2 separate regions of the Homo sapiens genome follow, and region 2 is linked to region 1. Evidence: chromatin contacts called from ENCODE Hi-C data. All regions are on one chromosome and are shown on one strand. Each heading gives the region's core, a stretch centred on a gene start or an enhancer-like site at or near the end of the contact. The rest is flanking DNA. Distances are from core to core; before and after follow the strand shown. Region 1 has its middle 210 kb from the start of LINC02344. Region 2 overlaps FRY (FRY microtubule binding protein).

What was found. A loop is a pair of places that touch in the nucleus more often than their neighbours do. Pooled maps may share reads with other maps.
Region 2: a loop to region 1 is called in a pooled map of left cardiac atrium, with 5 times the contacts of the local background. The contact joins two enhancer-like sites. A Hi-C loop is called at or near these places in 1 of 168 maps with a recorded cell type or tissue (naive thymus-derived CD4-positive, alpha-beta T cell) and 12 of 50 pooled maps.

The regions. Positions count from the first base shown.
Region 1 is chr13:33,546,943-33,550,181 of GRCh38, reverse strand. It overlaps a transcript of STARD13 not described here. Among named protein-coding and RNA genes, the nearest start is that of LINC02344, 210 kb to the right of the region's middle. Within about 2 kb of position 1,906, at least 2 of the 41 ENCODE cell types and tissues checked have a DNase peak (open chromatin) inside an H3K27ac peak, as active enhancers do.
Region 2 is chr13:32,260,337-32,263,570 of GRCh38, reverse strand. FRY (FRY microtubule binding protein) reads right to left here. Exons shown (of 61, transcript NM_023037.3): 52 at 1,755-1,955; 53 at 1,096-1,257. Among named protein-coding and RNA genes, the nearest start is that of ZAR1L, 53 kb to the left of the region's middle. Within about 2 kb of position 1,855, at least 17 of the 41 ENCODE cell types and tissues checked have a DNase peak (open chromatin) inside an H3K27ac peak, as active enhancers do.

The DNA of each region.
Region 1 (3,239 bases), core at 657-3,156:
AGACTGAATGATTAACGACTGCAAGATTTTGGCACTGCTTGATAAGGATTCTGCTCATCATCCAGCAGAAATTCTCATTAAAAATGTTTAGGTCATGTATTTTACCCTAATTGTGACTTCATTAATTCATCCATGTGACTAGGGTGTTCTTGGATCAATAAAGAATAAATATAAAAAGTTTCTTGATCAGCATGCTAGCAACAGTGAACAGAGGCATGAGTGTGGAAAGTTTTCAAAAGGAGTTTAGCACGAAGAATGCCCATGTTTGGAATACAGTGACAAATACACAGTTGTGCATGCCTGGCACAACCTCTGGGCTATAACTATGTTCAGTGATGGTGATGAACAAAGTGGTGACTTTGAAGGTTTCTATATGTCACATGAGAAAAAAAATAATGTCTGACCTCCATACATATACAAAAAAATACACCTTCAGAGTCTGGCAGTAAGATGGAAGAAACAGATGTCATGTAAGTTTTTACCAGCAATAATGCGGCTCTAATTATTCATTCATTGATCCATGGGGAAATAGCCAAAATGGTTCTTAATCAAGGTGATTATGATAATAGTGATGATGAAGATGATGTTAACACCGTAGAAAAAGTGCCTATAGATGACATGGTGAAAATGTGTGATGGGCTTATTGAAGGACTACAGCAGTTTATTTAGTATCCCCAAATGGGTTAAAACATGGATTTTTAGATTTTAAAATGCTGGGCTTCACCCTCAGAGTTTCTCATTCAATAGATTTTGGTCAGGGGACAAGAATGTGTATTTCTAACAAGTTTCCAGGTGATGATGATATCATCCTGGGATCCACACTTTACAATTCAATGACCGAGTATATTTATTTTTATGAGAGAATGTGTATTACTTGATTTCAGTTTATTCTCAATTACACAAAAAATAAATGAGGACACTTAATATTTTGAAAACATAAGATGGAAGAATGTATAGCTATAGCAACACATCTAACTAAACTATTACTCAGTAACCAAAAAAACTCAATAGATTCTCCAAAGCACAAATCAAGATGTCCTTTGCTGAACTGTATGAAGTTTCTGTGTTTTATTTTAATTAACTGACATGCTAAGGACAAACATTTTCTCGAACTTATTTGTTCTATAAATTGTTAACACATGAGTTTAAAAATATTTATATGGTAATAATTATCAGTCATCTTTTCTTTTGATTACTGATTGCTTTTGTGATTTAAAAAAATATTTTTCTATCCCGAGATTAGATATTCACCAGCAATTTCCTGATTTTTGATTTTGTCTTTCTTTACATATATCACTTTGGTCTACCTAGAAATTATTTTGATGCATGTATATTTTACTCAATTTTTAACTAAAATAAATACAATTATTTTTATACAGAAAATTCTTTAGGCATACTATATTCAGGGCATTGCAGTAAATACTCTCAGTGTTTATAATTATCTTTGTAAGATGCATATTAAAACAGCAAACATTGTTGAATTCTCCAAGTTAGTTTTATTTTATAGCATGAGGTGGTATAATCTTCTTAAGCATTCCTGGAAATATTTTTTTAAAAAAAATCACAAACGTATCACACATATCTAAAATTAAGTGTGCCAACTATATACCTTTGATGTTTCCTGAGAGTCCTGAGTTTGCAAAACCTTACCTATATAGCAACATTCAACTGTGTACAATTTTATGAATCAGGCATCACATTTTCCACGAGTCCACTCCACAGAAATGGCTTCAGTCCATTTCATCAAACTGCTATGTTGTGTCAATAAGCTTTCTATGCACTATTCCACTTTTAAGAACTGATGGCCCTTGTACATTTGGGTTTTTTTCAACCAACAGTTGCATGCTAAGAACATCTTCCAAATTCTGTTAGAAGACTGAAGAGGAACTTGGTCAGTTTTTCAGCAGTCATCCATGTCCTCTTGTTCTCATTTCTGTTTTCTTCCTCCAAAAAAAATCACTTCCCCTATCTTTGGCTCATTTATTTTTCTATGGTATATCACTGCCTAGCATTGGAGTTGTTTTAACTTTTTCCTTCACCTAGCATTACTTATCAACATGATAGTTACATTCCCAAAAACTATATTGTAAAAGAAAGCAGGGATGAAATATTTAAGACCTGATAGGAAAAGCAGGTTTAGGAGATCAGAGTTATAGTGAATCTAAAATAAAGGCTGATGGCTCATTAAATAAATCAACTAATGGCATTTTAAATATTTTTAAATAGAAAAAATTGGCATTGTTCAATAACTAGTATTCCTTCTTCCTAACAAACTTTTTATTTCATTAACCTACTAATCATCTAAGATTCTTATGAATATGTTTTTCCTTCTTGTAAATAAAAATTGTTATGAAATATTTTTTCTTGGATCTTCATGAAATGAAAAATGCTTTTAAGTTTTATTATTCAATTACCTTATTTAGCCCTGGAAAATTGAAGAAGAAAATGCCAGTGCACTGTGATATAGTCTTAAAATCCTTCTAAATGCATTGTTTTATATTCAAAAGAACTTAATGCCAAGGCATAAATGACCACAGCAGAGCACTGCTCTACCCTAAAGGTTTTACATCCCAATTCCTTTCCTTTGGCTTATGTTGTCTCAGTTTTCTATATTTCTCTCAAGGTTACGTTACAAAATTATCTATACATACTTGCTCTTCCATATATTTTACCTCTTCTTCTCAGGGCCCTATGTTTTGCTGTAATTTTAAAAATTATCTTCAAGAAAAATTGCCCAATTTTTACAAACATAGTATCCTAAATTCCCACATTTGTGAAAAAAGTATAAATATGTAAATACACATATGTAAAATTTTGTACAGTAGGAATGTTCATTGGGGAAACGTTACTGAAACTGACACAAAGTGTTTAACAGAAATTTGCTTAAAGGGATCAAATTTCACCTGGCATAGGAACATATTTAAAACAGTGGGGTTGACACAATAGCTACATCTGTGTAACCAAACCATCAAGGCTGACAAACTAAATCCAGTTGTTAGTAAAGTTAATGACTAATTCTGATCAATACATGGCCAAAAGAAAAAGAAAACACTGTATCATAAGAGCTGAAAAACATCTACTGGGAAATGACTATTTTGTGAATACTTAAAAGCCTTATAAATGTACTATTATATTTTCACTTTTTCTAAAGTATTATAATTGGCAGGGCTCAAATTAGTAAAGTTAAATATATTTCAACATTTTATTAAACACTGAAAATATTTTATCCATATCAAGTA
Region 2 (3,234 bases), core at 606-3,105, 1.3 Mb after region 1:
TAGACAACTTTTCTTTCTGGGCTTTTTGTTTTTTGTTTTTTTCTTTTGGCTAAAAAAGAACTCTGCTAATTCCAAGAATCCTGATTGTAGTACCTTTGCAATGAGGCAATCTTAGAAATAATTACTATTTAAGCTTCAATATTTTTAGGTAATTGTAATTTGGTGATTGCCCTTGGTTTAAAGCACATAGATTTTCCTAGATTTCTGATCTATTTTTACTATGCTATCAGAGAATATAGAATAGCCAATATTATATTTTTCCATTAGAAATGTCAGAAGGAATATACTTTTATGAAATTTTTTCGATTTTATTTTTTCTTTTGAACTTGCACAACCATAACCAAACTCATGATAGACAGTGCTTGACTCTATCTTAATGGTAATAGATTATTTTGGTATTTCTACTATAAGGAAATACAATTCTATACTGATGGGCATAGATGTGGGCATAGCATGCAAGTGGATGGTTTTCAGGACATTTTAATAAAATAAACTTTAAATGAAATATACACTGTTAGATTTTTTCTAATTAAGAAAATTACATCCATTAGTTACTTTTCTCCTCACAGACTCTGGCAAGAAGAGTTTTGTGCGAATCTGGCATAAGACTGTGATTGACATTAAAAATTCTGATAGTATGCCAAAAGGCAAGCACTGAATCAATGTACAAATTGTATAATTGTTTCCTACAAAGGAAAAAATTCCCCAAATATGTGCATACACCCACACCTCACTTAGCATATTGTTTTATAAAATTCATGACAAAGATCAGCAGTTTCCCAGTCACAGCCATCTCAGACATACACCACTGGTTTTGCCATCCACCAGCAGTGTTCATGCAAAATGTCTCATTTTAAAAAGACCTCAAATCAAGTCTTTCAGCCAAGAAGATGGCTGCTCAAGTTTGTGGGGGTAAAACAACTTCAAAACATAGGCTCAGGTGCACAAACTTCTATTATTTTAAAAAAGAGAGAAAGAAAAAGATAAAGATAGTCTTTCTACTTGAGACCCCTTAAGAATTCTCAGAAAATTGGAAGTGTTTTTTTTTAAGGGTTTTAAGGGAAGTACAAATCATCATTGTTAAAATCTCTTCACCTTTGAACCCTCAGAAATCTGCAGATTATTCATATCAGGCAAGGAAGCATCAAAGCTGGACATTCTGGTGTTAAAGGAATGAGGTTCTGCAGGGGTCGAGTCACAGGCTGTGGTGAGCAGCTCCATGGGATTCGTCTCTTCAGAGGGGGAGAGAGTCATGATCTGTTTAAAAAGCAAAGGAAATTAAACATAGTATGAAGTTCCCATTCTTTAAAAGCTCCATTTATTCTCTAGTTGTTGGTTAATACGTCTTAATTTTTTAACTTCCACATTTCACCATTATTGGGCCTTAAACATAGCAGCTAGTAATCCAGGTATTTTCAGAAAATCACATCAAAATGTCTGTCATATCTCCACACTTTAGAGATCTGGGGAATTTTTAAAAAGATTCCAGAATCATAAAAGGTATTTGGGAAAAATCTAGGCCTTAACAGATCTGGTGGCTTTCAGGGTGAATCACATGGACCCCAGTCTTTGTTTCCATCTGCAACCTACAGAGAAGACTCTGCCAGCTAGAACCCGTATGACACCACCTGACAGTTCCGATTTTAGTTCAGCAGCTGTGGAAAGTTTCCTTAGCTGCAACTGGAAACTGTCCTCCTGCATTAGTTACAAAAAATAAGCCTCCCAATTCTTAGAGTGGGAGAGCCGCTACTTACTAGGTCTGAGTGCTCCAGGATCTGGCTGGCTGTGAGGTCCTCCTCCTCGGATGATTCATCGGAGTCCTCATGGTGCATTTTATTCAGGCTAGGAGTGCTTCCTGACAGTTGGCGCTCCTCCAGAATCTGCATATCACACTTATCCAGGCTGTCCAGAGAACGTCTGCGCACTCCCCAGTTGAAATTGTCCATACTCTCACCCTGAAATCACACCATCAGCCGGTTTTTTATGCCAAAATCCTCTTGCACTCACATGTTCACACATTCAATTAGTCATAGCTTGGGAACAAATATTGTCATTATTAACTCTTAGGCCCTCATCGACTTTGGTATCAAAACTTTTGTTTACCCAATGTGAAAAGTAGTAAAAGCACACTATTTTCATGTAAACTCATGTGAAGTCATAGGCAGAAATGATTACATACTTTTCTTTGGCATGGTGGGTAATAATTACATTTTTTAAAAAGTTGATTTTGGTAAACACTACCAATGATCTGTGTTTTCAAAAATCTGTAACAAAGAGACCATTAGTATGAAAACTTCAAAAGAGGTGTCACCCACTCCCACCACCCTGAGGTCGGCCCCTGTTTAGTACTGTTTTCAGAAGGAGAAAAAAGTAGGAGCTATGCTGCTTGTAGCACATTCCAGAATCCTTTGGGTATTTAGTGGAAGAGCATTAGGTAAACATTCCAGCCTATTTCTGCCACAGCAATTTTCACAGATACAATGCAGAGTTAAAGACTATCAGAGCAGCTGGGCAAAGTCTGATGGATCATGCACTATGCAGAGGCCAGAGCAGCAACACCTTAACTTTTGCTTTAGGCTCATCTTTAAATAATTGTCCCGGTGTAGAAAATTGTTAATTTCACTATGTTGGCCAGACTGGCCTTGATCACCTGACCTCATGATCCACCTGCCTCGGCCTCCCAAAGTGCTGGGATTACAGGCGTGAGCCACCACATCCAGCCTATTACTGTTTTTTTGTTTTTTTCTTTTGAGACAGAGTCTTGCTGTTGCCCAGGCTGGAGTGGTGCAGTGGCGCGATCTCAGCTTGCGGCAACCTCCACCTTCTGGGTTCCATGTCAGGCTAATTTTTTGTATTTTTAGTAGAGACAGGATTTTGCCATGTTGCCAGGCTGGTCTTGAACTCTTGACCTCAAGTGATCCACCCGCCTCGGCCTCCCAAAGTGCTGAGATTACAGGCGTGAGCCACTGCACCCGGCCCCAAATATTATTGTTGATTTGTATATTTTGAATTACCGAGAACTAGCTTAAGTGGCCATGTAAGTGTTAAAGAAAGCTTTTAGTTGCATTCAGACTTTCTCTACAAACCATCAGTTAATAAATAAGTGTATTTGACTAACATAACTTTTTTTTTCTAGAAATGGATTTGGGTTTTATTTTTCTTTCTGTTAGGAATAAAGGAAGAAAAATATTACTCAGCTGACTGATATGCAAATTTTAACCTAAACAAATGATC